Linked DNA regions of Homo sapiens: region 1 is linked to region 2. Evidence: chromatin loops called from intact Hi-C (ENCODE). Cell type or tissue: HCT116. All regions are shown on one strand. Each heading gives the region's core, and the rest is flanking DNA. Links, peaks and the distances in the headings are about the cores only.

Evidence for each region. Peaks named below come from ENCODE experiments on the same cell type or tissue, not always from the same donor. Only the 100,000 strongest peaks of a DNase experiment are listed, where the experiment ranks them.
Region 1: it touches region 2 in a loop (2.1-fold over the local background); 10 of 110 quality-filtered maps call a loop at or near these places.

What each region holds. Positions count from the first base shown.
Region 1 is chr7:27,581,714-27,589,476 of GRCh38, reverse strand. The region is part of intron 4 of HIBADH (3-hydroxyisobutyrate dehydrogenase); the gene reads left to right. Among named protein-coding and RNA genes, the nearest start is that of TSL, 30 kb to the left of the region's middle. In HCT116, for the core only: no CTCF peak of the experiment used is centred there; no DNase peak of the experiment used is centred there.
Region 2 is chr7:27,771,199-27,778,961 of GRCh38, reverse strand. All of the region lies in intron 5 of TAX1BP1 (Tax1 binding protein 1), which reads right to left. Among named protein-coding and RNA genes, the nearest start is that of TAX1BP1-AS1, 34 kb to the right of the region's middle. In HCT116, for the core only: a CTCF peak has its summit at 4,041; a DNase peak (open chromatin) is centred at 4,021.

The sequences.
Region 1 (7,763 bases), core at 1,815-6,814, 190 kb after region 2:
TGAATAGTGTTAATTACTCCTATTGTTATTAAAATCACTATTGGAATTATTAAGGGGAAAATGTGAATTTCTCATTTAGTCAATAAGAATTTGAGAGCTAGCAGCATAGTTTAAGGATAAATTCTAGTTACTCGTTTTCTACTTATGTATAAAGATTTGAAGGAAAAGGTTTTATTCACTATAAAAATTAAAACAAAAAAATTAAGGTTTTCCTAATTCAAATATAAGCATTTTAGTGATTTTTAAAAATGTAATAGAAGCATACTTACCCTTTTTTGTTAATCTGAATTTTTAAGTGGAAATATAACATGCTGATAAAACCATTTTATAACATAAAAATACACATTTTCAATATACCTATATTACCTAATAATGCCATTCCCACATTTTAAAATTCATTCCTGTGGGATAGCTATTTGTCCCTGCAAATGCAGATAGTTCCTAATTTTCATACATATTATTCACATACTTGAGTGAAATAGTTTGCTTTCAGTTTTAACTAGTATAATTTAAAAAAACTGTGGTCGGGTCTCTCAAAACATAAGAGATACTGATTTTAAAAAGTGGTTACAAATGAGGCATTTGAAAAGCAATTCCTAAACAATTGGATTTTAGGGGTTTAAGGCCAAGCATATAGGCACTCTACTTTTTCATTTCTGATCAAGAACAGAGTTAAAAAGTAAAAATAATTAGAGAATATAACACTTTGTGCTTTTAGAGTATTGATTGCTCAGATGGAATTGAGGAAATTTTAGTAATTTCTAGAAGCAAAATTATAGAGTTAGTAAAATCATCTTAGCAGAGAATAAGATGGTTTCATGATATATTTTAAAATACTCTATACTGGGCCAGGTGTGGTGGCTCATCCCTGTAATCCTAGCACTTTGGGAGGCTGAGGCAGGAGGATCACTTGAGGCCAGGAGTTAGAGAACAGCATGGGCAACACAGCAAGACCTTGCCTCTACAAGCAATTTTTAAAATCTTAGCTGGGTGTGGTGGCATACACCTGTAGTCCAGCTACTCGGGAGGCTGAGGCAGGAGGATCACTTGAGCCCAGGAGTTAGAGGCTACAGTGAGCTATGATCATGCCACTGCATTCCATCCTGGGTGACAGAGTGAGACCGTATCTCTTAAACAAAAGAAAATAAAAAATAAAAACTGTTTACCAAAACTTCTTGCCTTGTATTTATCCTGGACCTCCTTTCCTTACACATTTTCCAAGTTCACTTAGCAAATGAAGCAAACCAAAAAAACCAACAACCCTCCATTGTCCATAAGCTTTAAACCTGAAACATGGTTACATTTGACTTGTGCCTGGCCAGCAGCCTTTTCATTTTTTTAGTTTTGTAATCAACAGTTAACTGTTATTTTCAGAGTAAAGATCCTAAAGATTTGTGCATTAGAAACATTTCTTGGGGACTGATGTCCAGATATCACTGTGTAATCCCTATTTTAGCTAAATTTCTGTTGGTATTTGTATCATTGCATGATTCATAAACAGACATTACTTATTCCCTTTCTCTTCTAAACTGCTATACTCTACTCATGTTGTGGAAACTGCTATTTTGAAAGTGTAACTACTGATGGACTCTTTTTCTCTTACCTCCTCAGTTGATTAAAATGTCTCATTTTATGATGAGGTTGCTTGGGTGAGAATCTTGGAATTACAGCTGTACCTTGGAATTTTTTCTCAGTTGTCTTGAATGGATTAGAAATGGTTAAATGGCTTCAAATACTCATCTCAACCTTCAAATCACTGATGGGTTAAAATGAGTTATTGAAAAAGAACGAAACCTCCTAATTGTAGCGGTAAGGCGAGAGGGTATAGGCAGTGGGGAGAGGAAGTGCATGTGTTTGGGAGTGGCATGACTAGGGCTAGAGGGTGCAGGGGAGGGGAGAATGTAGACAAGGCAGTGAGCTATCTCACATGAACTTTACCTAATGAAATTTCTTGTCACTTCTTTTCTTTTTATTTAAAAGTAGGTATTAGTAAAAGCTACTACAGCATTTTCTCCTAATAATTCATTTTTTTTTGTCCAATATAACTTGTTATACCAGATTTTCCTTTCGGTCATTAAGATTTAAATTTCATATTTCTGGTAGTAAAATCATCTGTCAAGTGTGGGGAATCTGCAGCTTTAACACCACTTCATGTCTGATTAGAAGGTTTTCTTTTGCAATTAATTTTCCTCTCAGCTCTTTGTGGAGAACAGTAGCCCACTGCAGAGAGGTTAGAATACTGTGGACTTTGGCTGTTCATCTTTAATGATACAAGGAGGTAGCAAAGCAAGAATAAATGAGGTACTTTTTGGTGAGCAAAAAATGTGAACTGTCAGTGTGAGATCGGTTCTAGGAGCAGTTAGCCAGCAGTAATAGGGCACACTTGAGTAATTGAATTTGCATAACAAGGCTTGCTGAAGAGATCTGACAGGCATAGAGATTTGTCTAGCTAGAGAGCTCCAGATGGACGTGACCATGCAGCAGCTGGGTGGCACGTTGCGCAGCATGGACGGCACCGCCCAGACTGGCAGCTGGACCCTGGCGACTGCAGGGCTGTGGCACGCCAGCTGGTGGCTTCTGACAGCCAGTGGCCCTGTTAGAGAGCCTTTTTATAATGGCCTGTCAGGGTACTGTACCTGCAGGGACTGGCAGGAGAATGTCACAAGTCACCAGTGAGGGTTGTTAAGCTGAATAAATCTGTCCCAGGAAAGTCGAGGTGGTCACTGTTGGAACCACAAAGCTAACGCCTCACAAGAGTGATTTCCCTCCTTTTCTAAGAGTGCTGTCCTCTTTTCTTTTTGTCTCCTCCTCCTCCTCCTCCTTTTTCTTCTTCTCTGTCTCTCCCCTTCCCCTTCCCCTTCATTTCTGGTCAAGAACAGAGTTAAAAAGTAAAAATAATTAGAGAATATAACACTTTATGCTTTTAGAGTATTGATTGCTCAGATGGAATTGAGGAAATTTTAATTTCTAGAAGCAAAATTATAGTTAGTAAAATCGTCTTAGCAGAGAATAAGATGGTTTCATGATATATTTTATTCATGAAACCATCTTTAATCAACCCCTTCCCCTCCCTCCCTCCCTTCCTTCCTTCTTTCCTTCCTTCCTTCTCTCTCTCCCTGTCTCTCTTTCTCTCTTTCTTTTTTTCCACATTGCTCTACACTGCAGTTGCTCTGGATTATTGTAATATTCTTAAAACCTTGAAACCCAGTTGCCAAACTTCCTGAGAGCTCATGTAGACTATCAGTTGGAATGGAAAGAATGTTCCTTTTTGTGTTTTCCTTCTGTTTTTGCATATTTGCAACAAGGGCATATTTGCTTTTGTAGAAATTGGTGATAATCTAATAATTTATATTGAATGTATTGTTCATAGGGAAAAAACATTTTTAAAGAATAAATTGCAGAGAAAATGCGTGAACTGATGTGAAGTCAGTTTGTTAAGTCACCTCCCCCTTCACGTCCAGGTGGACTGAATTTATGTGGAGGAATTACATAACCACCTATCTTCTTAGATTAGAATAGAATAGCATGGAAGAAGGCCAGCTTTCTGCCTGCTGTTAATAAAGTTTACATCTGTGTTCTTAAATTGAGAATTTTGCCATCTTATAACATTTTCTCCAAAAAAATTTAAAAAAAAATCATGTACCTAGAAAATACAACCATTTTTAAGGGCAGGAAAACTCTAGATTCATTTTTCAGTAAACAGAAAACTTAAATGTTACAAGCCCCAAACTCACTCACTTTTAGGACAACCAAAATCTGGTGAAACCAATTTATACACTTCCTTTGAGTGTGTGTCATTGACATTTGATCTGTTTCTCTTTGAATCGTCTTACAAATGCTTTTTACTTTTTCATTCTTTTCCTAATTATTTCTCATATCATCCCAGTGAATTAGACAGGGTAAATAATATCTTCATTTTGATGAGATGAAATGTGAGCCACAATGAAGGCAAATATATGTAGTGTCTCCTGGCTAATCTGGGGCCACCCAGTCTTTGTGGCAGTCAGGATGGTTCTGAAAAGTTATTATGTTTAACCCTCAGATTGGCAAAGATACAAAAGTCTAGTCCTAGCATAGATAGGGAAGATGTGTAGCCTCATAGACTGCTTTGGTGATGTAAGTTATTTGAACCAACTCAGAGAACAGTTTGGTAGTATGCATCAAAAACTTTTATACATACACACACGTGTGTGCATATACATACACATACATACACACGTGTGTATATATGCACACGTGTGTGCACATGCAAATATACACACGTACTTTTATACATACATATGTGTGTGCATATATACACACATATATACATATATAAAAAACATGCACACCTGTATGTATGTATAAAAGCTCTATATTTATAGGTCTATAAATTTACCTAGTAATTTATGTATGTATATTTTTACAAATATATATAATTTACCAAGTAATTCCACTTTAAGAATTTATCCCCCCAGAGTAAGAATATGTGTAAAGATTTAACTATAAGAATGTACTTTTAGCATTGTTAAGAACATTGGTTCTCAGTGTACCCTCCATGGATCCCTAGGAGGCCATAAAGTGAAAATTATTTTTCTAATAATAGAGTAATAATACTCATGGTGCAAAAGGAATGGTGAGTAAAACTGCTGCCCTTAGCAAGAGTCAAGACAGTGGTATCGTATTCTTAACAGCTACACATAAAGCATTCCACTTAATGTTCCTTGATGAAGCATTAAAAATTATTAATTTTATTAAATCTTAATGTTGAGTACATGTCTTTTGTATATTTTATTTGATGTAATGGAAAATATGCCCCAAACGATCCTGCTACAGTTGGTATTGGGGTTGTCTTGAGAAGTATTTAGGTGATTGTTTGAGTTGCCAGCTATACTATCTGCATTTTTGTGGAACACCATTTTTATTTCAAAGAATAACAAGACATCTTATAGAAAGAAAAAAGTGAGTCTTACTTCAAGGAAAGCAACTGAGGGTATTTGTAACCAATGATAAAACTGGATCTTTCAAGTAAAAATTAGAATTTTGGAAAACTTGTATCTGACCATATGAACTTAACAACTTTCTAATCCTTAAAGACTTTTGTGAAAAGATTGTTGGTGCAGTTAAAGAATGTGAGTTTCTGTTACTGTATACTGGGAATTTAGAATATCTGCATAACTAACTGAACGAGTATTTTCCAATTGACCGTTGTATGATGTTACCAAATTATGCCTAGATAAAAGATGCAAAGTACAAAATAGAGGGATAGATTTTAATGTAACATAGTATAAAAAGTTCTTTCCACATTGCAACAAGCCTTTAAGAAACCACCATTTGTCAGGTTTGGGTTTAATATAAAAGAAGGATATCCACAATTATCTGAAAAAGTTATTAAAATTCTCTCTTACTTTTTTAAACTGCATTATCTATATGAGGTCAGCTTTTCTTAATTTCAACCAAAACAACATATATCTGCTTCTGCATTTAATCTACTATGAAAATCCAGCTGTCTTCTATTAAGCCAGAACTAAAGAGATTTGAAAAATTGTCAAGCAGTGCTACTCTTCTCACTAAATTTTGTTGCTTGTTATTTTTCCCAAAATATGTTAATATGTATTAGGTTTATGATTGATGTTTTTAAGTCAATTGAGAAATGTTTTTAAAATTTGTTTTGATTTCTAATACAGTAAATACCAATAGATATAATCCACATAAACAAAAGCTTTTGTGTCCTCAAAAATATTTAAAGAGTATAAAGAAATCCTAAGACCAAAAAGTTTAAGAACCACTGGTTTAAAATGATGAGGCCTTGGAAATAACCCAAATGTCCAATAAGGGAGAATTGATTAAATTACATATTATGAATCAGTGATGTAGATAAATATCTGACATGAAAATATTTTACAGTGTTGTGTTAGTAGTAAAAGCAGGTTTTGAAACAATACATGAATTAATGTCACAAAAAGTTATTAATATATAATATGCTTAATATTGTATTCTATAATACCTAGGTATTAGGTAGCTTTTTCTTGAAAAGGAAGGTAGAAAAAGTTTTTTTGAAGTTGTCATAACAGTATTAGACTGCATCATGAGATACTGTTTCCTTCTGGCTTTTGGTGAAGGTATTTGCTTTTTACTAGTTTTGTAACATTGGCCAAGTCTGAATTTTGTTCTCCTTACTTTAAAAATCAGATCAAGGTTGTTAACAGAGTAAGCTGTTCAATGTATTTTACTTCCCTCTAACATCTCCTTAGCTTTTAAAATTCTGTATAATAGCGGTGTATCTGTGACAATTAATGCTTAATAAAGCTTCCCTTGAAGTCAAAATAAGGGTCTTTTGAAAACAAGAACACATCTTGTAAATATCATCTTATTTCTGTGAAAAAAAAGTTTTGTGGAATAATAGCTGTAATACAGAAAGTAAATTATCATCATGCAGATGCTTATTGGTAAAGATAGGTAAGGTAGCTTATGATTATACACTAAGTACTAGGCCAGGTATTTTGTAAAATTGCTGAGTACTTTACAGACATCATCTCATTTAATCCTCACAAAAGCCCTGTGAGGTCAGTACTGTTGTTATCCCCATTTTACTGATGTGGAAATGGTCTCATAAAGAGGTTAAAGAATTTGTCCTACTCATTTGTAGAGGTAGAGCTAATTCAGACATGAGCCTGGCTGACTGTAAGGTTTGTGCTTTTTATCCATATAATAATCTCCAACCAAAGAGAAATGAAAAACCACCATACGGACACAAAGAGCAGCTCGCCCAGCTTCTTACTCTGGGAAACCAGATTGATTTTGAGGTGGGGAGAAGCCTGGATAAAGTCCCATACACTTAGATCTCTAGGCCATAAAGATTCATTCCACAGCATTCAATTAGAATAATGTAAATATGTAAAACCCAGTGCCTGGTATATCATAATTATTTAGTAAGTGGGAGTGAACTATTACAATAATTCTACGACTAAGCCAGAAATTAGGTTCCTGTTCATAAAATAGGAAAAGAAAAAAATTCCCATAGTCCCACAATCCCTTACTTGAAACTCTTGGAGTCATGTGAGTTTTGTTTTAGAATTATAGCAAGGTAATATGTATATTTACCATATGCTATGTAACATCCCCAGCAGAGACCAGGGCAGCCCCCTGTAATCAAAACACCAACAATTTCTGCAATGAAATATATGAATATTCACACTAAGCAGAAGAAATGAAGACTATAGCCTTAAATCAGTTCAGGTAAAGTTTTGCTGCCAAATGAGTGAAGAAAAACTCTTTTGCATTTCAGAGCTTATTGTATAAGAGTTGAAGGGAAGGGATTGTGTACTTGTAAAGCATACAACAACATTTCAAGGAGAATAAAGAAGCAATTACTTTACTAAGTTGAATAGACAAGTGATAGTTCTGTTCAAAAGAGACTGTTAATCCTAAGTCAAAGCATGAAGTCTTTTTGGCCTCTGATTTCAAATGCTAATAATTACATCCAAAGAGAGAAAACAAGCATCTCTTATTTTATCTTCTTTCAAATAAGTATGCGTCACTTTAAATGAAGTTGGGGACTAAAATCAAGTACTATATTTTTTTTCTAGAGGATCTGTGTTTATCAAAGAAAACACAAGAAGCTAAATCCATTTGAATTGGGTTTTTTTTTTGTAGATTCCTTTTTGTAATAGAATCTCATTTTTTTAAAATGAGAATGGAAAAATGATATTCTGTATGGTGGTCTTTAAGTGCTGAAGGATCCACAGAGTCTTCTGAACTTTGAAAGAAACTAAGTTTGGCCA
Region 2 (7,763 bases), core at 1,511-6,510:
CAGGATGATAAAAAACATCCTAAAATTAAATTTTGGTGATGGTGGCATGACTCTATAAATATACAAAAAACCATCCAAATTGTATACTTTTTTTTTTTTTTTAAACGCAGTCTCACTCTGTTGCCAGGCTGAAGTGCAGTGGCATGATCTTGGCTCACTGCAACCTCCACCTCGCAGGTTCAAGCAATTCTCCTACCTCAGCCTCCCGAGTAGCAGGACTACAGGTGCGTGCCACCACACTCAGCTAATTTTTGTATTTTTAGTAGAGACGAGGTTTCACCATGTTGGCCAGGATGGTCTCGATCTCTTGACCTTGTGATCCACCCACCTCAGCCTCCCAAAGTGCTGGGATTACAGGCGTGAGCCACCGCACCTGGCCAATTGTATAAGTTTTTTAAAAATCAAGGTAACTGAAGTTAATATAGGTTGGCTTTTGGATGCTTGCTTTCTTTTATATCTGCAACTGAATAATCCTGGATACAATCTTACAGAACCTATCTATATTCTTGAGTACAATAAAAAGCATATTAAATAAAAGTCCACGTTTGTTAAACTACGTAATATAAAGTACAAGCAGCTACTCAAGAGTGTGACTAGGCGAACAGTACTAGACCACCGACAGTTACCAGGCTATATCAAGACAAGACACTTGTACAAAATATAAATCAACTACATCACTAACCACACTGTTGGGTTCACCTAACAGCTTTTCATAGCAATACTTTCTCAGTGAAGAAAGTAATGCATTTACATACATTGCAGTGTACATTTTTCATTCCAACACAGACCAGTAACAAAGTTTCTGAACCAGCTACTTTGAGTACCATGGAATAGAAAACTAAGAACAGAATGCCAAATACGTGCAGAAAAACCATACAGGCTTTTAAACCTGGGTACCTAGAATACCAGATAATTCAAATCACTTGAGAAAGAATATCTTGGCTCCTCTAAATAAACATTTCTCCTGATAGCGACTCTAAAACACACAATTAGATGCAACTAAAATCGTGCCAAGATAAAGTAACAAGAACCAAATGAACTCTACCACCTGAAAACTAAAAAACTGAATGAAGAACAGCTCTCAAGCCACTGGACATCAGGATAAAAGGTCAGTGATCCCTGAAAGAAAAGAAACAACAGAGGTCACCTCTATAACTGCTCCAGCTTATTACTGTCTAGAGAGACTTTTAAGGCCACAGGGCAAAGAGGCAAACTCAGGCAGAATCCAGTGGTCTCCCTGAGTTATGGAGAGAAACTGAGAGTCTAGGAAAGCTAAGGAGAATAGTTTCAGGAGAGAGTACCAGAGAAGAATCATGTAGAAAAAGAACTCGAGAGATCTGCAAGGAGTCCCCCTCAAGTCTTGAGCTGATTAGTGATCAGCATATGCGTGTGAGGAAATTAACCCAGGCTGGAGAAAGAATCACCCAAAAAGGACTACAGGGAACAGTGCCTGGAACTCAAAAAGGGCCAGGAATAGTGGTTATTCCTACCAGCCAGAGTGGAAAAACTCATAATTCATGGGAGAACAATTACAGTATTCTCTAATTGAAAGAAGGGTCTTTCCTCAGTAGTGGGGAGAGAGTAACCCCAGTCTAAATGCTGCTCTGGTACCACTAAACAAAGCTTGAAAACAAGGCTCAAAAAAATCAAACTGTTGCCAAGTAATTAAACCACATCCCAGAACAAAGCTCAAGAATATTTTTAGGAATATAAAAAATATCCCAACACCCAGCAAGGTATAATTCACAATATATGACATCCAATCAAAAATTACTAGGCATGCAGAGAGGCAGAAAAATATAACCCATAATGAGTAGAAAAGCCAATCAATCAAAACTGATACAGAAATGAGCCAGATGATCAAGTTAATGAACGGACATTTAAACATGTGTATTCCATATGTTCAAGAAGCTAGAAGAAAATTGAACACAGTAAACACATAGAAACATGAAAGACATGAAAAAGACTCAAATCAAACTTCTAGGAATGAAAACAACAATGTCTGAGATAAAAAATATATATATACTGGATGGGACTAATGGCAGATTAAATATTGCAAAGAAAAGATTAGTGAACTTGGAGACAAATAAAATTTAACTATTTAAAATGAAACAGAGAGAAAAGGGACTTAAAAAAAAAGCACAAGTGAAAAAAAAAAGCACAAGTGAACTCTGAAACAACTTTAAGCAACAAAACATATGTGTACTCGAGTCCCTGAAGAAGAGGAAAGACAGAAAAAACAGCTGAAGAAATAATGGCCTAAAATTTTCAAAATTTAATGAAAACCATAAGTATACAGATACAAAAAGGTCACTGAACCCCAAGCATAAAAAATAAAGAAAATAAAGAGGACACAACATAATCAACCACTTAAATTCAATGATAAAGAGTAAATCTTAAAAATAGTAAGAGGAAAAAAACACATTAAATATAAAGGAAGAAAAATACCAATGACACTGAATTTCTCATCAAAAACAATAAACGTGAGAAGAACCACATTTCTAAAATACTCAAATACAAAAACTATCTATCTAGAATTCTATACACAACAAAAATCTCTTTTAAAACTAAAGGTAAAATAAGACTTTTCCTAACATACAAAAGTTGAACAAATTCATCAACAGAAGACCTGCACTACAAAAATGTTAAAGAAAGTCCTTTCAGGTAGAAGGAAAATTATACCAGACAGAAACCTTTATCTATGCATTTTACCAGGTTGGTTCTTTATAAGAATCCTTAAAATTACTTACAATACACTGAAGAATACTTAAGTACTCCAAAAGGTACCACTACCATTTTGAAGGGAAAATGGTTAATTCAATTTCCTAAATGTTAATTTACATTACTAGAATTTCAAATTTGAAGTTGCATAAAATCTCCCTAAGAATTATGTACCATGGTAAATTTATCAGTCAGTGCTTGACCAGATAAGCAAACAGCTGGGGAGAGAGAGAAAGACAGACAGACGAACAGACAGACTGAGAGAGACACTAAGAGATTTGATCTTGTGTAACTGTAGAAGCTGGAACTAGCTTGTGTAAGGCAGGCAATCAAGAAAGACATCATAAAGTGGGAAAAGCAAGAACAAAATAGGATCCACAATCACCAGATGAAGCCCACCAGAACGGACTGAAAACTGAAGTCCATGTTGGTTTTTATTCTGACCCTGATAGTCTCAAGATGTCTTGAGCATGCTGGGGTCCTTCCTGACAGACCTAACCCAAGAGATGGAGAAACTGAAAGAGGATTCCACAGAAGGTAGGGCAATTGCAGCCTGGCTACTACTACCTCATACCAACAAGGTGAGCCAGGAGAGAAGCCACAACTTGTATAAGCTACAAAAATGGCTGCTGCTTCACTTCTGCCTTCAAATCTCATGCAAGAATCTCTCTTGTGTCTCATCCTAAACAAATTACAGAGAAGAGAACTCTGGAAAATAAGTTCAGCCTAGCAAGGTGACATATTACAAAGCTACCACCACAAAATTCCATTTATCAGAAAGAACTCCATTTGACTTAAGTTCCCGCAACTCAAAATTCTAAACTTTAAACTTTTAATACATATGATCCTTCAATTGTATTATCAATGAGTTTCATCTAACCATACCATTATGTGTCCTGGTATATTCTGATAAGAAAAATTTCTTCTATAAATGAGAAAACCATTTCAATGACTAATATCCACAAAGACATTACATTACTGTACTAAAACTATATGCTGATTTTTTCCCACAATTTATCCTTTCTGAAATGGAGATGCATCTTACAATCAACGGTATGTCTTAGTTTACTTGGATTATTTTTTTCCTGGCAGTAATGATGTATAACCATAGCTTCTCAGGCTCAATGAAGCAAGATATTAAAGGCTTCCCAAAATCTTTGCAGGAACTACTGATTTTCTATTAAAATTGTAATCAGGACAATCTTAAATAAATGTAAACCAAATTCCATAAAATGTGCAACATAATTTAAAAGGTATTAAACTTCTTTTTTCTGGTTTTCAATCAAAACATGCTAAGTAAATGGGCAATGTGGCACAGTTATGTGATCGCTAGAGGGAGACAAATGACTGCTGAGTTTTAGTAATACAAAATCTTTCAATTCATTTGTTAGCTGTTAAAAACTGGTATTTTCATCCCTTTAAATACCAGAATACCCACAATATTTATAAAATGATAAAGTACAAAATAGTGCTTTTTTAAAACTTCTTAAAAGAACTGGAAGGCCACAGAAAAACACTAAAGATGCATAAAAAGAAAACATTGTAAATAGCTCACATATAGTAAACCAGGACTGTCCAAGAATGATAGTTTTTAAATATATGTTTTTTTAAATCATTTTTCAAGACCATAAAATCCCATATTCCAAATAAAACGTCACCTTCAGACCCTTCTTTTGACTACAATTAAAGCTGGTCAGAATGCCACAAGCCCCAAAACTCATTGTTATCTATTTATTCCATAAATACTTGATGAATAAAGAGACATACTATACTTGTATCTGTTATTATAAGCCATTGTAATATAGTAACAAAAACACCTAGCTTGGGTTTTCAGGTTCTCAACTTTGCCACTTGTTAACTAGACGACTTATCCATGAGGAAGCCTGAACTCAGAAAAACTAAGTGACCACCTTATTTCAATGAGAATAAAAAGGAAAACTCTATCTGATGACAAGTTGTTCTTTGCAGTATATGCTGTCACTCTACAACAACACAAAATATCTTTACGTTTTAGAGAAGAAACAGCCAAAAAGATAAAGATAGCTTAAGAGGTCCACACTAACCAGAGAAGAGATCTTGCACATTCTCTCACTCCCATACCTATGATACTTCCCAAATACCTGGTGATGTCTCCTACCCAGTTTGTGAAACTTAAGAATCAAAACAGTATGAATACATTTAACAGTTTGTAACATCCTCCATTACATTGTTTTGGCAATATTACTTTAATATTCTCAAATATAGTTCAAAAATGCCTTGAAGTACATCACATCCATCTTATTATTCAAGTTGAAAATACAATTATATGAAAAAAACTCAATTCATAGTTTAGGCTCCAAAAAAATTATAAGCTAAATTAACTGAAAAACTTAACAGAGGCACAGCTCTTTTTACTCCTATTTGAAAAACAAGATTCAAAATCACTGGTTCTCTGAGCCTCAGTTTTAACTCTTTCAATTTCCAATACGTATCTAGCACTCCAAAATACAAACAAGAACACAATGAAACACACAAACTGCTAATTTTCACAGAAGTCTTTGATAAATGTAAAGATGGGGTTTCAAAAAATACTCATCAGTACAATAGATTATTTGGCAATAAAAGGAGTGAATTAACAATATATATTACAACATGGATGAACCTTGAAAACATTATGCTAAGTGAAATAAGCCAGTCACAAAGGCCACATATTATATGATTCCATTCATGTGAAATGTCCAAAATACACAAATCCATAGATACAGAAATTTCAATTAGTGGCTGTCTGGGACTGGGGGAAGCAATCAGAAGGTAAACGGTAGAGTAACCACAAGTAAGTAAAAGCTTTCTTTTGGGGATGAATTTGTTCCTAAATTAGACTATGGTAATGGTTGCATGATTTTGTAAATACATTAAAATCCATTGAATTGTATAAACTGGTGAACTTTATGATACACAAATGACATCTCAATAAAGCTGTTTTGAAAAATAATCAATTAGATCAGCTCACATCTTTGGCCCTCAGAAGTATACAGCAGTGGTTAAAAGCACGGACTGGAGCCATACTGCTAGCCTCTATCACTTACTAACTGTGCAATCACGGACAAGTAAGTAGCCTCTCTGTGCTACCTCTGAAAAATGCAGACGATACTGCTTACTTCACAGGACGAAGTTAGCTAACATATGTAAAGCACTCAAATCACCATCTGGCTTTTATTAAGTGTTATATGAGTTATTTTTATTAATGAGCCTTTTTCAAGAGAGGAGGGGAGAAATCTTCCCTTACAGTTGAACCAGAAAGGAATGGAAAATTATCCTTAATAATAGAGTTACTTTTTAAATCTAGGATGTACATGAATAATGAAGTAGATACCACAAAAATCTAGGGGAAATACAATATGTAATTTATTGTTTCTCAATTTATAAACATTATCTTGTTTTAGTTTTAATCTACTTTGTAATCCTAGTTTATTCCTTCAAGCAGCCAATTTCATAAAATAACATTAAAAACAAACACATAATTTAAACCAATCTGTTGTAATAATCCCAACATATCCAATTCTTTTAATTTACCAAGTTAAAGAATTGTAATTATCAGAATTTCATTTAGTTTTAATTATTAGAGCACTTTAGAGTGATAAAAGTCAATGTGATAAAAGATGAAAAATTTTATTAATAAACAATTACAGAATTTAATTCACTTTTATTTTTTGTCAAGTATGGAATAGGTAATAAGCTAGTCATATTATTTTATAAAAGAATGGAAATGCAATAAATTTCTCCTATTATGAAGAAAATGAAGGTCTCTGCTTATTACATGGAGAATCCATTACAAAACTTTAAATGAAATTATAGATGATACATCAGAACAATCTTTCAGATATTCAACAGTTTATATACTCAGTACCTCAAATAGAAGACCTCTAGAACTACTATAGGATTCACACCATGGAACAGATTTAAAACAAGTGCCAAGAAATGTCACAGATTTTATAAGCCATCCAACCAGACCAGTTTGAAAGTCTGGAGTTGTAGCTGCCCAGCAGGCATGCTTGATTAAAATGGAGACTAATTTTGGAATATGAAGCAAATTCATAAAAAAAAAAAAACTAAAAGTCCATTGACTAGTAACAAAGAGGAACTATCTCTCCTGGCCAACACGTTTTATCCCCAGAAATAAACAATTGTCACCACATATGTCTTATAACTTAGAGGGTTTTTTTGGTTACATTATGTATCCATTATACTTTTAGAATCTGAGGGAAATGCTATGAATTTCCAGTCCTGTTGGATGACACTTTATATTGTAGTCCTTCCTTGATGATTCTCTGGTTCCTATTATGAAAAACAGTAAAATAATAATAGCTACTTACATTTAGAGAGAACTTCCCATGCATCAAGTACCATTCCAGGTCCTTTGTCAATTTTTTTCTATAATATGGAATATCATTTAAAAAATCACTTTCAAGTGCTTCCCAGAGAATATGCCCCAATGCAAGAATGGCAGCAGAGAAGCAGTCTCCTCCAAGATTCGTGACTGTCATCAAGATTTAAGAGTTGGCATAAAAACTTCTGCTGAAGACCTCTTCTGAGCACCAAGGCCACAATGTCCTACAAGTTTTGCTTCATTAATCCCCTGACCTCAGTCTACCACTTTAGTCTTGTCTGTAGTCCTTAACCCCTTTATCACCTGGAGAGCACAGAGAATCTGAGACTGTTTAAATCTTAGCTACTACTCAAATGGACCAGAGAAATGGCCCGATGTGTGTGTGTGTATATATATATGTAATTTCACACAAATGAAGGCCTATCATTCCGCCATTCCTATTCTCACAATCATCCATTCCTTCCTTGGATTTCAAAGTAATCAGAGTCAAAACCTCAAAGCCCACATTTCAGGATATTCTTGATCTCATGGGCTTAGGACATGGTGAAATGGGCCTTTTTCATGAGTCATCTATCTCACCTTGATCCCTCTGGCTTGTAATACAGTGAAAAAAAAAAAAAAGATTGACATTAAACTTTGGAAAACTACCAAATCCAGGTATAAATCATGAGAAAAA